Regions from separate parts of the Homo sapiens genome. Here region 1 is linked to region 2. Evidence: chromatin contacts called from ENCODE Hi-C or POLR2A ChIA-PET data. All regions are on one chromosome and are shown on one strand. The core of a region is the stretch at or near the end of the contact, and the rest is flanking DNA. Distances in the headings are between cores, read along the strand shown.

Region 1 (2,700 bases), core at 79-2,578, 40 kb after region 2:
ATATTCTGTTGGTTGCAGAGACCAATCCTAACACAGGGTAGAAGGGGGAACCACACAAGGAAGTGAATACCAGTAGGTGAGATCACTGGGGCCATCTTGGAGTTTAAGCACAACATCTCCCATATGGAGTTGTAATGAGGGTTTTTATGTGCCTAGAACATAGCTATCTCTCAAAAAAAAAAATTCTGTTTTATGGACTCATGGGAAGATACATGAGTTTTAGAACCTGAGGAACACACTTAAAAATTTAGAGTATAGTAGTCATCCCGGCACAATTACTATCAAACAAATCTAGTTATTAAATTTCACATCCTGCTGAGGACTTAGCCAGCAATACTAATGACAGCCAAAACTACAGAGCTTCTCATAGTTTCCAATATTTTGTTTACATTGATCATTAGTTTTAATTTTATGCCATCATATATTTCATTTAGTTCAGCAACTCAAAAATGTATCAGTTATTATGGTCACACTTTCCAAGTAAGGACAATGAGCTTTAGGAAGGTTATGTGATTTGTCTAAGGACACACAGCTATCCAGTGATGAAGTGAAGATTCACCCCAGGACTCATGACTCCAAAGTCTCTTCTCTTTTAATTATCTCATGCTGTATTAGTGCTAAGTCAAACTCATTTTATAAAAAATAAAAAGAGAAGAGGAGGGAGCGTCATCAATATTGCCCTTTCCAGGAATTTCTACATAAGCTGACAGCAGTTTCCTTGGGGTTCTCTTTTCTGTGGTTATCAATTGTTAAACGGCCCAGGATCTCTCAGAGCTCATCCAGGTATGTGCATAGAGCCCTGAAATGCTGATATTGCCTTAGGGGGTTATTTGTTTTTTATAGCCCCACAGGCCATAGCTGGTGCATTTGCCTGAGCTTCCTCATCCTTTGTACATATACCCAGGGAGGAGAAGGTGAATAGATAAGATCTTTCAGCCTGCAGATTTCCAGTAATAAAAGCAAATGCTTTCTGTTGAGACCCAGCTGAGACTGGAGGTGGTGAATAAGGGCTGTATGTGTAAGCACTGTAGGCTTCTGGCCAGTAAAGAATCCAGACACAGCCTGCACCCTCCTGGCCTCCTGGAACTCTAAGAGCACAGAAGGACAGGGTACAGACCTATGGAGTATGACACTTATTCCAGGGACTTTGACCTGCTACATTTACAGGTCATGACAGCTTTGATGCTGCCTCTGGGGAAGGGCCACCATTCAACTTGCCAAGAGAAGAACCAAAGGAACAAAGGCATGAAGCTCTGGGATCATGGCTGGGCCAAGTTACTGACAGTACTATTTGCATAGTTCTGGTCACTTTCCAAATTACCTCTCACTCAGCCTCACCACAGCCCTTATCCACAGAGCCACCTGGGGTGGAATGGGAGGGGCTTTTCTTATCCCCATCCAACAGATGAGGAGACTGTGACTCAGAGAGGTGAATGACTTGGGCAAAGTCTAACAACAGTAACCACAGAGTAATGATTTCTAAGCTACTAATTAACTTTCTAACCATCTACCCATAAGGAATTGGCCTGTAGGTTGAAAAGGCATTCCTGAGTCTCTGTATACCACACACCAAGGATTAATATTCCAAGTAATCATTTTAGAATTTAAAAGTGCAATAGTTAAAATAAAGAAAATAAGATACTGGACACGTCTATTAAAGAAAAACATCAGAATAAACACATCAGAAGACTGACTCATTGGGCGTGGGGATCAGATTCCTTCTAAAAGTCATCATGAAGGAGAGTGGAGAAACATTAAGGAATATGGAAGATAGAAATGGAACTGCCAATATTTGAATAACAGAAGTTCAAGAAATAGAGAAGTAGAGGCAGCAACAAAGGGAGGAAAATACTTGGAAAAAATATTAAAGATAGATTTTCTAAAAGAAGAAACAAAGGAAATACGGAAGAGAGACTTTGGAATCAAAGTGTCAAATAGGATTTCAAACCCCAAATAAATGTGATTTAATGGAATTTGAAAACATCATAGAGAAAATTCTATGAGCTTCCAGAGGAAAAGAACTTATCACTTTGCAAAAGGACAAGACTCAGAGATTAACCACTGGTATAAGAAGATGATGGAACAATATTTTTAAAGTATTAAATGACTATAACTTTAATGCTAGAATTTTATAACCTCCAAAATTTTCACTTAAATGTGATGGGACAGTAAAGATATTTTCAGGCATTCAAAACCTCAGTAGTTTTACCACACAAAACTTCACTTTGAAAACCCTCCGTGCTTCATTTGATCCTCACAGGTCTGTGATGTGATGGTGGTTAATACTGTCCTTAAAGGCAAGATTAAAATGGTGGAATCACCTATCCATGGTCACACACTTGGGACTCACAGCCAGGTCAGAACTGTGCAAATCTCCTTTTACTCTAGGATGTTGTCTCCTTGATGAAGCAGAAAGGAAGGTCATATAACTGCTCTCACAGCTTTCCTACCTGCCCTTGCCACTCAAGGGAATTCTAGAACTGCCCCCTGCTTCCCCACGTCCATCTTCTCAGGACTCCTGTTTTTCTACCAGAGAGACAAAGTCAATCTATACAATCTATATAATCAAGGAATGAGAAAACATTCCCTGGGGACAAAGAGAAAGAAACACACAGGCTGAGTTGTGTGGGAAAATGTCAGAAAAAAAACCAGGATGGGAAGCTGCTCTGGGATATAAGGAATCTGTGAGGAATAAGGGAA
Region 2 (2,700 bases), core at 100-2,599:
GCAATTCCATAACTAAGGAGAGCATGAGCATGGCAGGGACACTGTGGCATTTGCTGCTTTTCCCCACAAGGGAATACGCATCATCATTTACCACATTCCTCATAACTCCTCCTCCTGAGTCCCTGCTAAGGAGTGACAGGGATTTAAGCTGGATAAGACAAAGGTTCCGAATCCTACAACTCAGCAGGAAGGCAGAAGAAAACAATTCCCTCTTTCATCAGGAGCTGGGGTTTCGTCAGTTGCCTGGTCTACCCGGCTTTTATTGCACAGGGTTGGGGATCATTGGAGGTTTGGGACACATCGCAGGCAGGCTTGGCCCTGCCATGTCTTCACTCCAGGCAGACATCTATTACCCCATCTTCCCCTCCAGTCCTTGCAACAACACTTAATTACGTGACACTCTGAGCTCCACCACCACTTGCCTCACCTGGCTCTATCCTGCAGGCTTGCCTGCTGTGTTATTCCTGTAGGATACACAAATTTTATCTTGGTGCTGCTGCTCCCATGTGAGACTGAGTTTGAGCTCCATCGATGATGAAGAAAGGGTAACAAACACATGCAGAGAAAGTGAGAAGAATGGACACTGGAGCCAGGTGAAACCAGCCACCTCAACTTTTTTAACTTCCTGAGTTTGACTGGGTCTTTGAATGACTAAAGCCAATTTGGGCCCAGATCTTATTCATGAAACTTACATTTCAAATATACGACGTTTCCTCTTCAATGCAAATACTCACTCTAGGCTCTGAGCTGGGGTATCCAGGGTCTCCTCATGACATGGTGGCTGGAACTCATCCCTTGTCTTGGAAATTGTCAAAAGAGCTGAAAATTCTGGAAGGAGCAAGAGGCAGAAAATAAATCTGTGCCTACTTTGGAGTAGAACGACAAGGATATTCCTCCTCTGAGGGAAGCCATGGGATCTGGGATGCTCAAAGCTAACTATCGACAGAAGTTACCAAATGGAGCAGAGGAGAATAATCAACAGTTTCATGGAAACCTCTTAGCTGTAAACCCCTTATTTTCACAAGTCAGGGTGGTTATGGAAAAGAGGGGAGCAGATCTGTGCCCTTGACCTACCCTCCTAGACAACGCAGCCTGGAGAAGAGAGGGTTAAATGGTGTGTGGAGGACTTGAGCTATTCTCCCTCTCCATTCACCCGAAATCCCACTGGGATATTCTAATCTCCTTGGAACACGCTGCATTATCTGTACTTTCAGCACAGCTCACGTTTCAAATGGCAGGCTGCAGAGCAATCTGATTGTTTTATAGGCCCAGCCAAGAGAGGAGCTCCAGTTCCTTTCTCCTGGCCAGGTGCCCTCTTTGAGGGAGAAGACCTGCGGTGTATAGAGACTAGCCAAATGCTTAAAGATTTCAGAAACTTCAAAGGCAGGGGAGGAGCCAGAAACAATAAAAAGGAAAATGATAAACATTCAGCTTAAAGACGGGCTGAGTTAAAATCCCTGAGAAATCACTCCGAGCAGTTAGAGGCCGATTCTCAGAGGCCCGTGGCAGCGTTCCATGGTGTTACACAACGTTCCAAGAAGCAATTATTAGCTTTGTTTTAGTTGTGATTAATACAGTTAACGACTCGTAGAGGTGGAAAGACAATGGAAATGAGGAAGACGAGCACACAGAAAGGGGTCCCTGCTCCAGCCCAGCACTCTCTGACAAATAAGGGGAGTTCATCCCATCTTCAGGGTGTCTAGGAGGTCTTCACCCATTTCGAAAATTCAGTTTTGGAACTATTTGATAAGGAGAAACACAATTTTTTTTTTTAAACAGCCCAAAGCCCTTGCTGTTGAATAGCAAAAGGAAATCTGCTTTATTAAGGGGCTCTTCGCTTCCTGTGGGCAAAGCTTTGCCATGGGGCTCGACATCATTAAGGTCATGTCTGCACAAAGACCAGGAGAGAGAGAGTGATCAGCTGGAATGTTTAGGTCCAAAATATTGGAAGAGCTCAGCCTGATTCTCATGGGGGACTTAAATAGCTCAAGTAGAAAAAAAAAATCAGTAGATTTAAATCAGTGCAAAACTCTGTGTGAGCATTTACTATGTGCCTGACACTTTTCTAGGGATGTATTTTGTTCCAGCAGGCAAGACAAAGATTCCCTTTTCTCATGAAGGTCACATTCTAGAAGGAGATACAGACACAAAATAAAAGCCACAATGATACATCATAGGTTAACATGGACTGTGCTATGGAAAAGAAGAAAGCTAAGCATGGGAAGGAGTGTTAGGAGTGCCAAGGGCTACCTGGGGAGGCAGGAAACACAACAAAATGGGTGGAGATGTTGGGCTTCATCAAGATTGGGAGATCCAAGCAAGGCATGGAGGAGGTGATGAGGTCAGCCTAGAGGTTTCTAGGGGGCATCCAGGAAGAGTGAGGGACAGTATGCCTCAAAGGGGCAAGTCAGGAATGTGCTGTGTGTCAAAACAGCAACAAGAAATCCAGCGTGGCTAAGGTGAAATGAGTACTGAGGCAAGAGGATGGAGGCTCAGAGAAACACAGGGTTGAAGGGAGGGCCTGAAAAGTCTTAGAGCCATTGTGAAGATATTGCCAGAGTAAAATATTGCAAACACAATGTCTCAATACTCTAGGAGACTTGAATAGCTTAGACAGAAAAATAAGAAATATTTACATATATACAGAAAAAAATCATGTCATTGTTATCTTCAAGAAGCTCACAGTCAACTGGGAAAGAT

What was found. Hi-C counts contacts between places; a loop is a spot of excess contacts on that map. ChIA-PET counts read pairs that join two places held with the same protein, here RNA polymerase II (POLR2A). Pooled maps may share reads with other maps.
Region 1: a loop to region 2 is called in a map of transverse colon, with 30 times the contacts of the local background. The contact joins two enhancer-like sites. A Hi-C loop is called at or near these places in 5 of 168 maps with a recorded cell type or tissue (K562, PC-3, PC-9 and 2 more) and 2 of 50 pooled maps. POLR2A ChIA-PET finds 5 or more read pairs at or near these places in 2 of 52 experiments (A549 and MCF 10A).

What each region holds. Positions count from the first base shown.
Region 1 is chr9:108,092,988-108,095,687 of GRCh38, forward strand. All of the region lies in intron 4 of LOC105376214 (a long non-coding RNA gene), which reads right to left. Among named protein-coding and RNA genes, the nearest start is that of KLF4, 600 kb to the left of the region's middle. Within about 2 kb of position 1,329, at least 5 of the 41 ENCODE cell types and tissues checked have a DNase peak (open chromatin) inside an H3K27ac peak, as active enhancers do; they include mammary epithelial cell and transverse colon, where a contact is called at or near this core.
Region 2 is chr9:108,052,467-108,055,166 of GRCh38, forward strand. It overlaps LOC105376214 (a long non-coding RNA gene), which reads right to left. Exons shown (of 6, transcript XR_007061722.1): 5 at 735-828. Among named protein-coding and RNA genes, the nearest start is that of KLF4, 560 kb to the left of the region's middle. RefSeq lists an enhancer at 1-416. Within about 2 kb of position 1,350, at least 21 of the 41 ENCODE cell types and tissues checked have a DNase peak (open chromatin) inside an H3K27ac peak, as active enhancers do; they include mammary epithelial cell and transverse colon, where a contact is called at or near this core.